Regions from separate parts of the Homo sapiens genome. Here region 1 is linked to region 2. The links are chromatin loops, found by intact Hi-C in ENCODE. Cell type or tissue: heart right ventricle. All regions are shown on one strand. Links, peaks and the distances in the headings refer to the core of each region. The heading gives the core; the rest is flanking DNA. Region 1 has its middle 20 kb from the start of SLC16A12. Region 2 overlaps SLC16A12 (solute carrier family 16 member 12).

Evidence for each region. A loop is a pair of places that touch in the nucleus more often than their neighbours do. Peaks named below come from ENCODE experiments on the same cell type or tissue, not always from the same donor. Only the 100,000 strongest peaks of a DNase experiment are listed, where the experiment ranks them.
Region 1: a loop joins it to region 2, with 2.6 times the contacts of the local background. A loop is called at or near these places in 27 of 110 quality-filtered maps.

The regions. Positions count from the first base shown.
Region 1 is chr10:89,551,060-89,560,179 of GRCh38, forward strand. It overlaps a transcript of SLC16A12 not described here. Among named protein-coding and RNA genes, the nearest start is that of SLC16A12, 20 kb to the left of the region's middle. RefSeq lists an enhancer at 7,810-8,334. In heart right ventricle, for the core only: CTCF peaks have their summits at 4,801 and 5,000; no DNase peak of the experiment used is centred there.
Region 2 is chr10:89,475,271-89,484,390 of GRCh38, forward strand. The region is part of intron 2 of SLC16A12 (solute carrier family 16 member 12); the gene reads right to left. Among named protein-coding and RNA genes, the nearest start is that of SLC16A12-AS1, 24 kb to the left of the region's middle. RefSeq lists an enhancer at 1,097-1,597. In heart right ventricle, for the core only: no CTCF peak of the experiment used is centred there; a DNase peak (open chromatin) is centred at 4,982; H3K27ac peaks cover 2,500 bases.

The DNA of each region.
Region 1 (9,120 bases), core at 3,287-5,786, 76 kb after region 2:
TTAGAAAGGTCCATTTTGGATGGAGTGAGGGTGTGTATTCTGGAATTAAACTCTGTTCCAGAGTTATACTGGTGACCGGTGATCAAAAATCCCCAAGTTCAGCCTGGCGTGGTGGCTCACGCTTGTAATCCTAACAATTTGGGAGGCCAAGGAAGGCAGATCACTTGAGGTCAGGAGTTCGAGACCAGCCTGGCCAACATGGTGAAACCCTATCTTTACTAAAAATACTAAAAATTAGCTAGGTAGGATGGTGCATGTTTGTAGTCCCAGCTACTTGGGAGGCTGAGGCATGAGAATTGCTTGAACTTGGGAGGGGGAGGTTGCAGTGAGCTGAGATCACACTACTGCACTCCAGCCTGGGCAATAGAGTGAGACCCTGTCTCTAAATAAATAAATAAATAAAAAGTCCCAAGTTCATTGTTCTTCCAACCCAGTGCTGATGGAGCACATTGTTGTTGGGAAACTTCCATAAAGCTGATATAGTTTGGCTCTGTGTCCCCACCCAAATCTCATCTTGAATTGTACTCCCATAATTCCCATGTGTTGTGGGAGGACCCAGTGGAAGATCATTTGAATCATGGGGGTGTTTTCCCCCATAATGTTCTCATAGTAGTGAATAAGTCTTAAGAGATCTGATGGTTTTATCAGGGGTTTCTGCTTTTGCATCTTCTTCATTTTCTCTGGCCACCACCATGTAAGAAGTGCCTTTTGCCTTCTGCCATGATTCTGAGGCATCCTCAGCCATGTGGAACTGTAAGTCCAATTAAACTTCTTTTTCTTCTCAGTCTCAGGTATGTCTTTATCAGCAGCATGAAAACAAACTAATACAAAAGCTAAAAGGTTGTTTTGCCCTTTTGAAGAGAGATCTATTTATTTATTTATTTTTAATTTTTTGAGACAGAGTCTCGCCCTGTCGTCCAGGCTGGAGCGCAGTGGTGTGATCTCAGCTCACTGCAACCTCCACTTCCCAGGTTCAAGTGATTCTCCTGCCTCAGCCTCCTGAGTAGCTAGGACTACAGGTGCGTGCCACTACACCTGGCTAATTTTTGTATTTTTAGTAGAGACAGGGTTTCACCATATTGGCCGGGCTGGTCTTGAACTCCTGACCTTTTGATCTTCCCACCTTGGCCTCCCAAAGTCCTGGGATTACAGGCGTGAGCCACTCACGCCTGGCCAAAGAGAGATGTATTAATGTTGATTTGTAAGTACAAAGATATCACAAGAAACAGAAAACAGATTATAAAGCATGTGTTATTAATACTTATTATAGTTATATTAAAGCTTAAATAAATCCCATGTAATCTCATTTAAAAATTATAGGCTTCTGGCCAAGAACATTATGACAATCTATTTTGGAGTTAGGCATCATCTGGAGAGAATCTAGGGTGGTAGCACTGAATTAGATTTGGCTGCTTGCTGACTATGGCACAACAGCACATTGCATTTCTCCATGAATTGAGGTGGACGTGTGAGAGGGGGAAACGTATGGTACTAGGAGGGGTGTGAGTGATTGTGGATGATGAGAATTAGCTCTAAGGTCCCTTCCAATTGCTTCTGGCTCTTCAATTCCAGCTAAGCCAATTCAACTCAACTAAACAGTTATTGAGAGCCTTCTGAGTGCCAGGAAGTAAGTTGGGAGTATGATAATGAACAAAATGGATAATCGGCCCTGCCCTAACAGAATCTGGAGAGAGTAAGTGAGATGCGAACTAAGACTTAGCAAAACCAGATGGTGACATCCGCACTTGGCTTTCCTCTCGGAGTGTCAGTTTTACACCGGAATTAGCCACGTGTAATGAACAATCAAAGAAATGGTACTTTCTTAAATGCTACCAAAATGTTTTTATTCCCAAGTTCCAAAAAATGACCATTGAAATGCATTGGACTCAGAATTTGAAGCCCCAGCTGAATTCTCTTGAATGTACCTCCGTCCCTCTGTCCACTTTGGGAGGCTGAGGTGGGTGGATCACAAGGTCAGGAGTTTGAGACCAGCCTGGCCAATAGGGTGAAACCCCGTCTCTACTCCTTCACCACACCCGCATGCCTATTATGTTTTCTGTGATATTGAATCATTTTTTCTTAATTTAATAGTAAAATCCGTATGCATATCTTTTATTAGATTTGGGAAATAACAGAATGTCTGACTTGCTCAGAATTTCTTGTGGTGTTACCCTGCAGCTGTTTTCCAGTAGACTGTTGTGTTTATAGTTACTTATTCACCTTTGATAGCACCATCTTGTAATCCATTACAGTCAGAGTGGTACATTTTTTGTCTTCTCATTAGCCCCTCTCTGACAATCAACATTTTGCACATTAGGTACTACACTCTTTGTTCATATAAATCACAGGCTATTAAATCATCTCAGCACAAATATTGCCAACTAGCATGACTCATTTCAATACTAAATTGTTTAAAGTTGACAGTAGTTGTCTTAATAGTTCGCAGGCATTTTCTCCACATTTTGTAGCTACTTGATGACTCAATGAAAAGAATGCAGACTTTGTGACAATATTGGACAAGTTGTTAGCTGCTCTGAGTCATTACCTTATCTGTAAAATTAGGCGATTGCATTAGGTTAGGGAGTGAACTGCTCAACAATGGGACAAATTTAATTCTCAGATCAGCTTGGATTGGCCCTCACAGCACTTTGAAAATTATCACAAATTGGCCAGGTGCGGTGGCTCACGCCTGTAATCTCAGCACTTTGGGTGGACCAGGAGGTCAGGAGTTCAAGACCAGCCTGGCCAACACAGTGAAACCCTGTCTCTACTAAAAATACAAAACAATTAGCCAGGCGTGGTGGCAGGTGCCTGTAATCGCAGCTACTTGGGAGGCTGAGGCAGAGAATAGCTTGAACCCGGGAGGCAGAAGTTGCAGTGAGTCAAGATCATGCCACTGCACTCCAGCCTGGGCAACAGAGCGAGACTCCATCTCAAAAAGAAAGAAAGAAAGAGAGAAAGAAAGAGAGAAAGGAAGAAAGAAAGAAAGAAAGAAAGAAAGAAAGAAAGAAAGAAAGAAAGAAAGAAAGAAAGAAAGAAAGAAGGAAGGAAGGAAGGAAGGAAGGAAGGAAGGAAGGAAGGAAGGAAAGAAAGAAAGAAAATGGGAAAGTTCTCAAAAAACTCCAGATTTCTGGCTTCTCTTGAAAAATCAACACCTGACTTCCCTAGAAAAATCTGGCCTCAGAGAGTGCCTGCCTCAGTTGCACATTCTTCTCACATTCACAAATGAGAAGCCAGGAAGGCATAACTAACCCACCTCAATTCCCTTCTGATAGCACCTGAAGACCCTGCTTCTGGTGAAATCTACCAGGAGATTTAAAGGAACCAGATCTAGAGAGGGAAGCTCTTTTAATGGCCGAGAAAACCTTTTGAGGAAACAGGACAGGAGACCTCATCTACATCATCACTTTAGTTGTTGATCATGTTATTATCTTGTGTTGTTTAATATTTATCACAATTTGGGTTGAACAGGTTTGTTTTTTAAAATATTTGAGGTTGTGGGGAGATGGAGGACAAAGTGTTTGCTTTGCCACCTCTGAATCCACCTTTCCCAGAGCTGCTCTTTCTGTTTGTTGACTTTTAGATGACATATGTATGTGTGTGTTGTGGGGAAACGGTCTTACTTTTGGTTGTTAGAGAGAGAGAAAGAAGAAAACTGTAGCCTGAGCTGATGAGATGGGAGCAACCTTTACATTGGATACCTGCTCTTTGCTCAACAGCAGGCCCCAGCTGGCCTACTTTACTTATTTATGTTAGCTATCTGGCCCCTCTAGCCCTCTAGCCATCTGAATTTCCACTAGATAATGTCTAAGTCCCCTTTCATCTTCATAAAGCTAAACATTTCTAAGATAATATTCCAAGGGTGTTGAGGCTCCGCAAGCAGGTATTTTCCTACCCCTGTCCTGGCAGAATATCCCCCAGTAGAAACACTGGTTGTCCATACCTAACCCTTGTCTGTCTTCCTCACTTAAATTTCTAGCACCCAGATAAGCCCCTAGCACCTAGAAAGCATCCAGTAAATATTTGTAGAATGAAGTCTTCAGGATTAGCAATTACCTTTGGAAAGGGCCCATCGTGATTAACAAAGCAAATTAGTATTTAAGAGGACACAATATCTTCTTTTTTTTTTCAAGATAGTGGATCTTGCTATATTGCTGAGGCTGAACTCAAATTCTTGGGCTCAAGCAATCCTCCTGCTACTCAACCTGTTGAGTAGCAGGCACTACAGGCACGCAGGCACAGTTACCTACAATATAATTTTGTCTTATGTTACCCAATAGACAGGGATAATGAGCTTAAATTGCATTGGTTTAAATGTTTTGTTGTTTAAACTTTCTATTAACACGTGCTGGGTACAAACACAGTTAGGCTTTTGGGTTTCATGTTTATTTCTACAGAAAGGATAATATATATATGTGTATATATACGTATATATACGTATATACGTATATATATGTATATATGTGTATATATACGTATGTATGTATATACGTATATATACATATACGTATATGTATATGTATATATGTATATATACACATATATACATATATATACAGATATGTATATATACACATATATACATATATATACAGATATGTATATATACACATATATACGTATATACACACATATATACATATATATATATATATATATATTCCATGCAGTAGGGAAGAAGAAAGAGTAAGACTGAGCCTGCTTTCCTAAGACTACATTTAAATAATGCACTTCCAGAAAAATCAAGTTTCTGAATTGAACCAGTGTGAGGACAGGTGGGAGAACACTACTCCCTTGTGTTTACTATTGGAACTTACATTACCTCTGCATGCTGATGATCTGTGATGCGGTCACGGCTTACAGCGCACCCTGCACTCTGGTATGGGCTAGTGAGGCAACAACGAGCAAAACAGGCAGGGCTCCTGCAATCTCAGGAGATAAAACAGCCATCAGTTAAATTATCAAACACAGAATTTCAAGCTGCAGTAACTTGGAGGAAAAAATTTAGTGCTTTGAAAATTATTCAGCTTTATCTCTGGCCTCCCAAGATGGTCAGCATCACATAGATCAATGTATTGACAGCTTTCTACCCAGGCACTGTGCTAAGCACTTTTTATGCTTCCTCGCTTTCAATTCATGCTCTCAAAAGCTATGGGTGGGTACTCCATTGATAAATAATTTGCAGAAGATCACACAGCTAGTAGGTGAGGGAACTGTGTGACTCAACCACTCCTGACCACTTTACTAACTGAAACAAAAAGGGGGGAAGAAAACGACTGCAATATTATTATACATATCTCTATCTCTATCTATCAATCTATCTCTCTATCTCTCTGTCTGTTTGTCTATCTAGGTTATCCACGGTTCCTAGCTCATGACTCCCATAGCCCTTGTTACAATGTTAGGGTGCTTTAGGCTTCAGAAGCAGGCCTCAGAAAACAGAATTTCTTTTTTTCTCTCTTACCTTTTCTGCCCTCCTTTCACCTATTTCTTTCTCTCCCCAAGGCAGGAACTTTTTCCTGGTTTCTGGAGCTGGTTTCTGACCTACCTTGTCTGATCATAGGTCAGAACACCTCCATTTCAGAAGGGTTCCTGCCCCATACCATGGAGGAAGGCATGGTGCACAGAGAGACCAAGAAGAATCTGAACAGACAGTCCCTGCTGGGTTACCCCACTCAGTCTGTTAGTATTAGATCATACCCTTTGTCCAATCGCATTTTAACAGGTTGTCCATTTTCAGTCATGCCTATCCAATGAGGTCTCCATAAAGACCCAAGAGGACAGGGTTTGGAGAGCTTCCAGGGAGCTGAACAAATAGAAGTTCCTGACTGGTGGTTTATCAAGGCTGCCTCTCTTCTCCCATACCTTGCCTTATGCATCTCTTCATCTGAATCCTTCATATCCTTTATACTAAACCTGCAAATGTAAGTAAGTCTTTTCCTGCATTTTGTGAGCCACTCTAGCAAATTAACTTAACTCAACGAGAGGTTTCATAGAAACCCCAACTTGAAGCTGATTGGTCAGAAGTTCTGGAGGCTGGAACTTTCAACTGGTGGGAGGAGGGGATGGTCTTGGGGATTGAGCCCTCAATCTGTGGGATCTGATGTTATCTCCAGGTGGATACTGTCAGAACTGAATTGGAAGATACCCAGCTGATGTCCACTGCAGAAATGATTGCTTCTTGGTGTGTGGGAAGAAACTCACACATATTTGGTCACAGACGTCTTCTGTGATGATGTTGTGAGTGAGAGAATAGAAAAAAAGGCTGAGGTGGGTTTTCCCAAAAATAACAACCTACAATACTATAGCAGTGTTTCTTAAATATGAGGAATGTGTGAATAAAAAATAAAGAATTTATTTTAGATTTCGCTATCATCACCTCCTACGGTCAACTTAAATTATTTTGATCATAATGCTTGCTGCTTAAGCATGTATAAGAAGGTTAGGTATGAACTCTGAATGTTTTTAGCTCTTACAACAGCAACAAAAAGATAGAAGTTAAATATGAATAGAACTATCATTCAACAAAATGTTTCATAATAAATTCAAATTAACAGCAATGACGTGATATACTCATTTAAAAATAAGTCTATATGAGTTGCCCACTGTATGTTAGGCCCTGTTCCCATCAAGAGTATGCAATGGCAGAGACAGACAACAAGTAAATAAGGAGTGAAATACACTATGTGTCAGTTGGAGATAAGTGCTATGGGGAAACACAGCAGGGACTGGGAGAGGGACAAGGCAGTGTGATTAAGAGTGTGGTCCGGGGCCGGGCGCAGTGGCTCACCTCTGTAACCCCAGCGCTTCGGGAGGCCAAGGCAGGCAGATTACCTGAGGCCAGGAGTTCGAGACCAGCCTGGAAAACATGGTGAAACCCCATCTCTACTAAAAATACAAAAATTAGCTGGGTGTGGTGGCACATGCCTGTAGTCCCATCTACTCGGGAGGCTGAGGCAGGAGACTCGCTTGAACTAGGGAGGTGGAGGTTGCAGTGAGCTGAGATCATACCACTGCACTCCAGCCTGGGTGACAGGGCGTGACTCCACCTCAAAAAAAAAAAAAAAAAGAATGTAGTCCACGGCCAGGCACAGTGGCTCATGCCTGTAATCCCAGCACTTTGGGAGGCTGAGGCAAGCGGATCACTTGAGGTCAGGAGTTTGAAACCAGTCTGGCCAACATGGTGAAACCTCATCTCTACGAAAAATCCAAAAATTAGCTGGGCATGGTGGCAGGCGCCTGTAATCCCAGCTACTCAGGAGGCTGGGCAGGAGAATCGCTTGAATTTTGGAGGCAGAGGTTGCAGTGAGCTGAGATTGTGCCACTGCACTCCAGCCTGGGCGACAGAGCGAGACTCTGTCTCAAAAAAAAAAAAAAAATAGTGTGTGGTCCGGGTCGTGGCATTCACGCAGCAACCTGAAGGAGGCAGGGGAGTGTGGCTGTGGTCATCTGGAGGGAAAGCACGGAAAAGGAGAAAGGGGCAAAATGAAGGCACCCTGAGTTTGGAGTGTGCTTGGTATACTTGAGGAAACACAAGGAGGCTGATGCGACTGGAACAGATGAACTAGGGCAGAAGTTCAAATTCTACTCAAAAAAAGAAGTGGAATTAGAGCAAGGGCAACAGCTAACCCAGATAATGATGTCTGCTGAAACTATCTCTTGGGGTCGTCTCCTACAGCTGCCCAAGGCAATGTTACTCCCTATTACACCGCTCAGTTGCGGTGTCCTTTATCTCGTGTGGTGAAAATTAGCGACGTGGACACACGTGGAGTGGATTAAGGGGTAGAAAGTTTAATAGGCAAGAAAGGAGAGAATAGCTCCCCGTACAGAGGGAGGAGGGCTCTGAACCGAAAACCCGCGTGCAGAGGAAAGCAGTGGTTTATATTGGGAGGCTGGAGGAGGTGGTGTCTAATTAGCATAGGGCACAGGGGATTGGTTTAACCACGTGTGTCATTCAGGTAGCCCCCCCAAAAAAACTGGCCCTCCCACCCTAGCCTTTTATTATGCAAATGCGGCTACCTGGCTGGTCGCCATGACACCTGTACACGTGGCAACAAAGAAAAAGTAGCAGGAACCGCCATATTGGCTGGACCTGACTCTTAACCATCTGCATTTGCATATCAATACTTGCAGGTCTGGTTTTTCAGGCTGCTTTCTGTTAGATAATAAATATTTGGGGGACCGCTTTTTTATTAAACGAAAAAGACTTACTGAGGACTCTTTTACCCTCTCTAGCTGCCTAAAATAATTTCTTAATAACTCCTGTAATACCTACATATAGAACCTTTTACAGTTCTCCAAATAGATTGTGTTCTTCACCCTTCCACGCCATCTCTGTCTACCTAAGCGGACTCCTTTTATACTTCAAGTCAAGCTTAATTATGGCCTTCTCTGGAAAACTGCCCCCCATCCTGATTAGACAAGCATGCCCTCGTAGCACCTTGTCACCCTATGCACAACCCTATCCTAGTGTCTATTGCATTGCATTGTAGCTGGTGCTTTACTTCTCTACCTTGCCCACCAGACAGCAAGCCTCTTGAGGACAAGAAAGCTTTTTCTTTCTGTCTCGGTATCCATAGTACTTAAATACTTATATAGACACAACAGATAATTAGGAAATGTTTACTGAATGAATAAATAGCATTGGCAATCACTCATAAAAACGCCAAGTCAGATTTTAGTACCCCCTTAGCATACTTGCACATGATACCTACTAGCAATCCTGAAGGGTCACTAGATGCCAGGCAATGCACTGAATTAGGCGGTTGTTGGTTACTATTCATTATCTTCCAACAACCCTACAAATTAGATGTTATTATTCCCATCTTTAAATGTAAGAAAAATAAAATTGGGCAGGTTAAATAGCATATGTCACCACCTAGACCCAGGATTTTAATTTAGTCTCTCTAAATCCCAAACTACACCAAGCTGTAAGTCAGAAAAATGTAAATGAGGAACAGCTTATGGTACACTTAAAAAAATTATTTGATAAAAATCTGTTAGAGATTTACAGAAAACTTTTCACACTGTATTTACATTGCTTGACTTCATTATGGATTTTCAAGGAAGAATGATTGAAGGCCAACTCAATCATTCAGCCACAGTGAAGAGTTTGGCATA
Region 2 (9,120 bases), core at 3,433-5,932:
GTGTAGCAAAGGGTTCCAGCTGGTAGCCTTACAGACTTCTATCCTAGGGGCAAACTCGAGTTCCAAAGGGACTGAACGTGGGAGGGAAGTTAAGAAACCCCTCTCTCTCTGCTTAGGCTTGCACAGTCTCTGGCCCAAGCACCCAATTGTTTTCATCCACTTAGAGCCTCTGGATCCTGGAGATGCCTTCAACTGGAAATTGATTTATTTATTTTTATTGTTTACTGACATTACACATGTGCCATGAGACAATACATATATAATGTTCTAGGTGAAGAGAGACTAAGACTGCTTTTTTTGATGTGCTTATTTTTCCTTTCTGCTTCTCTCTGCTTAGTCCTCAAACAAATCCTGGTAACGGGAGTAAATAATTACTGACTTCAACCAGAAATTTTTGGATGTTTGTCAGAGACCTTTGGGCACTAAACTGAAACACTGACCTTTGCTAAAGAAACTGCCAAAGCCTCTACATTGTGTGTGATGCTTTGAGGACAGGAACACTTTACATAAGACTTAGAATAAACAGCAGAGTGATTTATATGGTATTTGGTCTACAGAAAGGAAGAAAAAGGTACAACTCGTGATTCACATACGAGGCAGACAGTAGAAAGCAAAATTCTTTCCCACCCTTTCAGTTCCTAATCCACAGAGCCACCGATTCTAGGCAACATCAGAAAAATGCTTACTTCTGAGTGGTTGAATGTGCAATTCATAACCAGAAGCTTGCCCCCAACTACATTTTCTGCAGTAATAGGGTTCTGGTATAACATTGGGTGTAGTGTCTGGCATAAAGTCGGTGCTCAATACTTGTGTAGTTCCATGAATAAATTTTTGTGTCTAACTCAGTGCCTTGTATAACTCTTTTATTCTAATTTTGTACTCTGTTACAGAGTATGGCATCATTAAGTCAGATTATATCGGAGGCATCTTGGCTGTAAAGGAGAACCTGGGAGTTTGAGATGCATTTCACAGAGTCTTTTTGTTCGTCATCAGAGAGCCTATTATTGAGAACAGTGCTGCTCTCCATACCACGATATTTCCTTCACTCTGTAATCGCTGCCATCCGCCATGCTGTTGAAATGGGAGGGGCAATGAGTCCATTATTTCAGTCAGCTAGAAATTAACCCCTCATGTCATGGAGTACTACGGAGAACTGGTGTTTGTAGGAGTGCAGGCAGAAGAACATAGTTCTGCACTCAGAGTGTGAGATCCCTAAGAGGAGGGACCCTGGAGGCTCCCACTCCCCACTATCTCCAGTGCCTAGGATCATGCCTGGGAGAGAACAGGGACTCAATAAGCAGTTACTGAACAAACTTCCCAGTTCTCTGGTTCAGGATAATTTCTCAAATTACATGGGGAAATGGTACACGGAGCTTGAAGAATGGTAACAAGAAACCCTTTCTTTGATCTTTTTATCCACCATAACCAGCCTTCCCAGCACTGGGGTCATAGAACCCTAACTGACTACATCTCTCTGGGCACATACCTAGGCCCTGACCCCAGACCAGGCCAAAGGTGGAAACAGAAATTCACTGGCAGATTTGCCCCTTCTTTCTGCTTTTGCAAAGTGGGCCGCAGGAGGGCTCACCTACAGGGCCTGGCACTCGGCCCACAGTCTGCCCCACATCACGCTGGCCATCACATTCCACAGGCCTGTAGAGATGTTTATTTTTGTGTTCTGTAGACTCTGCTCACTGCTTGAGCCACAGCAGGTCACACAAAGGACAAGGTGTTGCCAAGGCTGAGAATGTGGTGTACTATTTTTTTGTAAGACGGGGGCTTGAATTTCTGCTGTGAAATGAGTTAGAAATGATTTTACAAAAATTCCTTCAAGATACGGATGGTCGTTTTTGTTCCTATCCTGATAGAAATAGATATTGTTAAACCAGTTCATTCCACCTCCCTCTAGTTTGGAACCGAAGAAAGTTTGATGAACTTTTAACAAAGTCCTTGGAAGTAATTCCCAGATTCTTTGCATGTGAGTACAGTCTGTACATTTAAAAACATGTCCAGCCCAGGCGCAGTGGCTCACGCCTGTAATCCCAGCACTTTGGGAGGCCGAGGTGGGCGGATCACTTGAGGTCAAGAGTTCAAGACCAGCCTGACCAACATGGAGGAACCCCATCTCTACTAAAAATACAAAATTAGCTGGGCGTGGTGGTGCATGTCTGTAATCCCAGCTACTCGGGAGGCTGAGGCAGGAGAATCACTTGAACCCAGGAGGAGGAGGTTGCGTTGAGCCGAGATTGTGCCATTGCACTTGAGCCTGGGCAACAAGAGCAAAACTCTGTCTCAAAAAAAAAAAAAAAAAAAAAAAAAGATGTCCTTAGCCAAACACAGCAATAGTTATATTCTTAATATAAGCCATAAGCCATTTGTTAGTTAAGAATCTGTATAAAGACAATAAGTAAAATAAATTTGATGAATTTTCAAATAAATTTTCTTATGAATCACTAAGGCACTTACACATTTGAAGAATCATGTAACTGTGTAAGATATTCTGTCCACCAACAATATTATATGTACATATGGATTTACAGTCTCTGTACTAAGTCTATTGTTCCCTCCCAGTTCTGAGACCGGCCCCTGCCCTGCCCCCGCCCCCACCCCCACCCCGATGAAGTCCCTCTGTTTATTAAGAGTAGGACTTGTGCCTTGGAGAACATGAGTTCTTTCTGGTTTACTGGGTATATTATTTAAGGAACTGGGAAGGGAAGACTTCAATAAAGACATTGTTTATAAAGGTATAAGCAGTGTTAATAATATCTAACAACACTATATCATGATAGTGTTGGAGAATAACAGTTACATCAAGTAGAACTTAATAAAGGAAGTGGAGTGCCTTGGGTCTAGTAACAGTGGGAAACTATTACCACCTCTAGACTTAAGGGGGCAGAGGGAGAGAGCAGTTACTAGAATCTTGGAGAGTTGACGTAGAAAGTCCCTGTTGAAGGGAAGCAGTCAGTCCACAGGATCTGACAGTGAAAGAACCAAGGAGGTAAACACATCAGCCACACCTACTCCTGCATTCCAAGTCTCAGAGGTAATTGAACCCAATGGGAGCCCAACTGATGCAGTCCATAAATGTTTTCAGCCTCCCAGGTCAGAGAACAGGGTGGAAGTGGGATGGACAGTGAACCTGCAGGGGGAAACAAAAACTGTGTTGCATACCAGTGTGATCCGTAAGCTTGCCTTGCAGCATTCTAGGGCTATGGTAAAAAGGTGAAGTCAAGTCCTGAGCTCACGCTGGGCTTTGCCTTTAAACTAGATCAAGTTGCTGATGTTTACCAACTCAAATCTTTTAGTGTATTTCAAAGATGAAACTCATCTGTGAAACCAACTTCCTCTTTCACTGCTCAGACTTAAGCATTCCCTTAGTTTCAGCCACCTATCACCTTTATTTAAATGGACAACTATAAAATCTGCATCTCTGCTTCCGATCTTTCTCCCAAGTTACAGACTCAAATTTCCAATAGTCTGCAGGGTACCTCAAACTCTCATGTCCAAAAACACTGGCTATTCACTCCTGGAAACACTGTTTTCTTAATGCTCTCATTGTTTCCAACTAGAAATGCTAAAAGCTTTGAGTCATTTTGACTCTATCCCAACTCTCATTACAAGTGAATCCAACTCTTATCACTTATTTTTTGTAATCCCTTTCACATCTGCCCTCCCATCTTAATTTTCCATTGCCTTGTTCCTGAACTGAGCCTGAGCCCGTCCTAGCCTGGCTTGTTCAGCCCTGACTCTACCTCTTACTTATGGACTGACCTTATTTAGACTTCTCTGCCACTTACTAATAGTGAACTGTCACTTAGTGTCTCAGTGCCTCATTCCTTATCTGCAGGATAGCCGCATGTTTAGTACCTACAGCTGGGGACAAAGACCTCCTTTTCCATGATCCTGTGGGGTGGAGACTCCAGTAGATTTAACACTCCTGGCTCTTCTCCTTCTCCTCACTTTTCGCTGTAAGAGGGGTTGCTTATCTGTTTCCTTGGGAGAAATCATTGCCTACACTCACCTCACACTCTTTCTCTTTTTTTTTTTCATGTGGGATCTGCCTATTTGTAGAGAAGCTTATCTTCCTCAGCAATTCTGTGCTATAAGTAAAATAGGGGAAGATGCCCTTGCAAGGAGGCCTGTGGTTGTTTAAGAGCTGACAGTGACTACAACTTGGCTCCTTTTCATGAGCAAAGTATTGCAACCCTACTTGGCTAGTTGTCCTAAGCCTCGTGCCTTAACTATCAGTATTATTAGCCTTTAGGGTGGCATTTTGATCTTCATCTGTTTAATTCCTGTTTCTACCTCTAAATTGGCTTAGAACTTAGGGAAAATATGAATGTTTTGTATTGGTCCTTTCAAATCCCAACTCCTACCCCACGGAGTTGTTGAGAAAATGAAATGAGGTAACCCATATTATATCACAAAGCATAGGTCCTGTCCACAGTAAGCATTCAAATAAATGTTAGCTATTACTACTATTGTTATTATAGACTGCCTCCATGAGCCTTACATAAGGGATAAAAAACTTAAAATTTCAATATCCTGTGATTATTATGATTTATATATCACGATAGTGTTGGAGAATAATAGTTATATCAAGTAGAACTTCATAAACTGCAAAAGAAGCTCTATCACCATTCTCTATCCAAAGACTTTACATAGAGGCATTTACATGTCTCCTGAGGCTGGGTGTGAAAAATGTTCTGAAAGATAATTTATCTGAGAAGGAGGCTTATAAGAGGCCCTTTAGGTCATGATGCAGCTGTAAATAGTAACACAACATGGCTCAGAAAAAGATCTTTAAAAATAAAAAAGAAACCCACATTCCTCTGACAGGACACCCCTCTCTCAATAATTCCAGGGTTTTTTTGCCATCCCACTCCACCCTCAGTTATACTACTACTCTTTGAGGCCATTAAAACTGCTGCAAATATGAATACCACATTACATTTTGAAGCACATGGAACAGTGCCCTTGGCATGAGGTCAGACATATCTGGCTTGGAAACTCTACTCTGATAATTACTAGCTCTGTGATTTTGACATGCAACTTAGCTTTCTGAATCTGTCCTGCTGTGTACATTGCAGTGAATATTTCCTTTTAAAGGGGGCTTTAATGAGGGTTAAATGGCAAAATACATGTAAAAGCATCTGATACCTATTAAATATTCACATATTAACAAATACTAATTTCTTTCTATATAATACCAGCAAATACATTTTTCATCTTCATTGATTTCTTTCAATAATTTTCCAAACTAAAAAGTAAGAGACTGTTCACTACAGTAGCTATACAGGAGCATATAGTAGGTACAAAAAAATGCTTAACTAAGTTATTACATATACCAGTTACTAGATCAAATAGTAACATGATTAGAAAATTAGTAAATATATAGCTTAATCATCACTAAAAGTACACACATATTTCTTTTCTTGGAGTATCAAAAGGAAAACAGACCCAGTGTCTTCATCTTTCCAAGTCAATTTTCCCTTATGCTATGCAGACAACACAAAAGAGTTAAATGGAGTGAGGAAGACTGGCAAAATGAAAATAAGAGGGAGAACTATAAATCCAAGAAATGCCATGTTTCTTGAACATTTAAACTAATTTTCACTTCTTTGCAGTATTTAGTTGATTCTTTATTTTGAACTTCCACCGAAATTCTTTACAGACAAATATCTGTATACTAAATATCTGTGTCTACGTTCTTTCCTTTTTAATGATTTTTCCTAAGTTGTACACAAATGCTATGTCCAATCCCTGAACTATTAAAAGCCTCTATAAATGACAGCTCTGAGGACTGTATCAGCACACAAAAATGCCCATCTATGTTGGGATATTAACTCTAAATCAGAACACAAAATGTATGTGCTATGAGTACAACTGTAGAAATACATATGCATAAGGACAAAATAAGAAATGAATGCACCAAAATAGAAAATAGCTGTGTGAGGAAACTGAGATAATGAATGAGCTCTTCCTGTATTTTCTGAATTTCCTGGAATACTCATGCTCTTTTTATACAAAGTAATAAAACCACTTGTACATAGTGGCAACTAAGTGTGTACATTTTTTTTTCCATTTAACATCAGTTCACATCCGCTTGTCTATATACTTGGCGTAGTTGACATTTGTCTATATATATATGTTTAGGTTTGCTCTCTTTATTTAAACTTATTGAGATTTTATCATTCCACTAATACCTGAGAGTTTTGCTTTTGGGACTACTCTCATACACAGATTAAAAGTTTCCCCCTCACTTTTTATCTGCCCAAGAAGCCAAAAACAAGAATCTATTGATGGATAGATAAACTGTATGACTATTTTTTTAAGGTTGGCTACTATCTAATTGACACTGTTTTTTTTTTCTTGTGTGTGTGTGTGTGTGTGTGAGAGAGAGAGAGAGTGTGTGTGTGTGTGTGTGTGTGTGTAAAACAAAAAAAAATGTATTCCAGCATGGTTTTTCACTATAACTTTCAAAAATTGTTTTCCTTTTACAAAGTGATGCAACATTTGATGACTAAATAACATGGAATGAAAAAGTCCACTTTAGGACAACTGCACTACACAGAATGAGAATGCAATGTTCTTTCTCATGGCATTTCAGGCTCGCATGAGGAAATCATTCTCTTTTTCTTTCATAAACTTCTTGAGAGAATGCTGACAATGATAAAATTGTCTTCACCGGAAGCTAGGAGAAAAACAAGTTAATATTTTCAGGATAAAAATAAGTAAAGGCATGAGTTACGCTGAATAGTTTTAGAATCTTTGAATGAAATAGCCCAAACAGAGAAAATAAATTTTTTGAATTTCGAAAAATAATTAATCATCTAAAAGATTGAAAAGTACAATTTAGTCTGTACTTAATGATTTGTGTCTTAAATCCATACTCCTCACTTAGAATAGAGTGTCAAATAGTACAAATTCAGTTTACTTTGGATTATCATTTCTCAAGAATACACCAAAAAAAAAAAAAAAAGAAGAAGAAAAGAAAAAAAGGCTAAAGTATAGCTACAGACTATGGTACAAAGTTAACATATATTCTTAGAAGCATTCCAAAGGCCAGTGTAGTCAATGTATTTTTACAATGTACTCTACACTAACAAGTTTGAGGTCATGGGTTTTAGATCCATCAATAATAAATTTTAATCACAGTGTGGCAGAAAACAGTATCATGGTCAATGTATAACCAAGGATGAGAAGTCATAGTTAAGAGTCTAATAGATGCCGGGTGTGATGGCTCACGCCTATAATCCCAGCACTTGGGGAGGCTGAGGTGGGCAAATTGCTTGAACCAAGGAGTTTGAGAACAGCCTGGGCAACATAGCAAGACCCTGTCTCTACAAAAAATACAAAAAAAAATTCCCAGGCACAGTGGCGTGGGCCTGTAGTCCCAGCTACTAGGGAAGCTGAGGTGGGAGGATCCTTGAGCCTGTGAGGTAGAGGTTGCAATGAGACAAGATCACACTACTGAACTACAGCCTGGGTGACAAGAGTGAGACCCTGTCTAAAAAAAAAAAAAAATGTCTAATAGAATAGACCAAGAAAAAAGAAGAAAAAACCCACAAAATTTAGCAGAGTGAAATCATGTTGTGTAGAAGGAAACACATCAATATGCCTTCTTAATCCAGAGCTTCCTAGTTGCTTAGCCGGGCTCCAGGTGTGACATGAATCTGTATTAGTCTACTCCAGCTGCTATAACAAAATACCAGACACTGGATGGCTAAAACGGAAATTTACTTTCTCAGTTCTGGAAGCTAGAAGTCCACGATTAAGGTGTCAGCAAATTCAGTTTCTGGGGACAGCTCCCTTCCTGGCTTGAAGATGGCCACCTTTTTTTTTGCAATGTGCTCACGTGGCCTTTCTTGAGTGCATGTGCATGTGCTGGAGGAGAGGGGGTGTGAGTTCTCTGGCATCTCTTCTAAGGACACTAGTCCTATCATGGCCTACCCTTATGGGCCTCCTTCAACCTTAATTACTTCCTTTGAGGGCCCATCTCCAGATACATCACATTGAGGGTTAGGGCTTCAACATATGAATTTGGTGGGAACACAAACATTGAGTCCATAACAGGACCCTCAGCTCATGAGGCAGCTGGGCAGATCTTCTGGTGGCCATACCCCAGAGTCGCCAGGGCCAGTAACAGCATCATGGTTTACTCCAATGTGGTTTAGAAAGATGATGATTTTTGAGGTCTGCCTCCCCAAGAGAGGTTGGGAAGCACTGCCTTATCAAATTGAATACATCACTGCCCTGCCAACCATTATAATAATAAATTGCAATAACCCTCTAAAATGAAGAAAATTGTCTGGGTACAGTGGCACATGCCTGTAGTTCCACCTACTTAATAGGCTAAGGCAGGAGGATAGCTTAAGTCCATGACTTTGAGGCTGTAGTGCATTATAATCGTGCCTGTGAACAGCCACTGCACTCCAGCCTTGGCAACATAGTGAGACGCTGCCTCTAAAAAAAAAAAAAAACAAAAAAAAAAAAACGGAAGAAGAAAATCCTGATAACAATTAATGCTTACATAGCATTCACTGTGTATTATGCCTGTTCTTAGTGCTTTTTACACATGTTCACTCATTTAATTCTCACAAAAACCCTCTGATACATGTATTATAATGCTGTGGTCAAGTGCATAGTCTTTTGGCATCCAAATGCTGAGTTCAAATCTCAGCTTCTGCATTTCTAGCTGTGTAAACTTGGTCATGTTACTAAGTCTCAGAACCCAGGTGTGGTGGCACATGAGTGTAATCCCAGCCGCCTACTCAGGAAGCTGACATGGGTGGCTCTCTTAAGGCCAGGAGTTTGGGACCAGCCTGGGCAACATAGCAAGACACTGTCTCAAAAGAAAAAAGTTACTAAGTCTTTTTGAACTTCAGTTTTCCCCATCTGTACAATGAAGATAAATATACAAATGTATAATTCCAAAAAGTTCTGAGAACAAACCCATAATTTTCCCAGATATTGACAGTGTAATTATTTGGTGACAAGACCTAAACTACGTATATATCTCTTTTAGTAGAATATTCCTATGTTCTATTATAGAATATCTTATGATTGATTACCAGATACTCCCTCAGATCCTGCTAGAGGGTTACAAATATCTGCTCT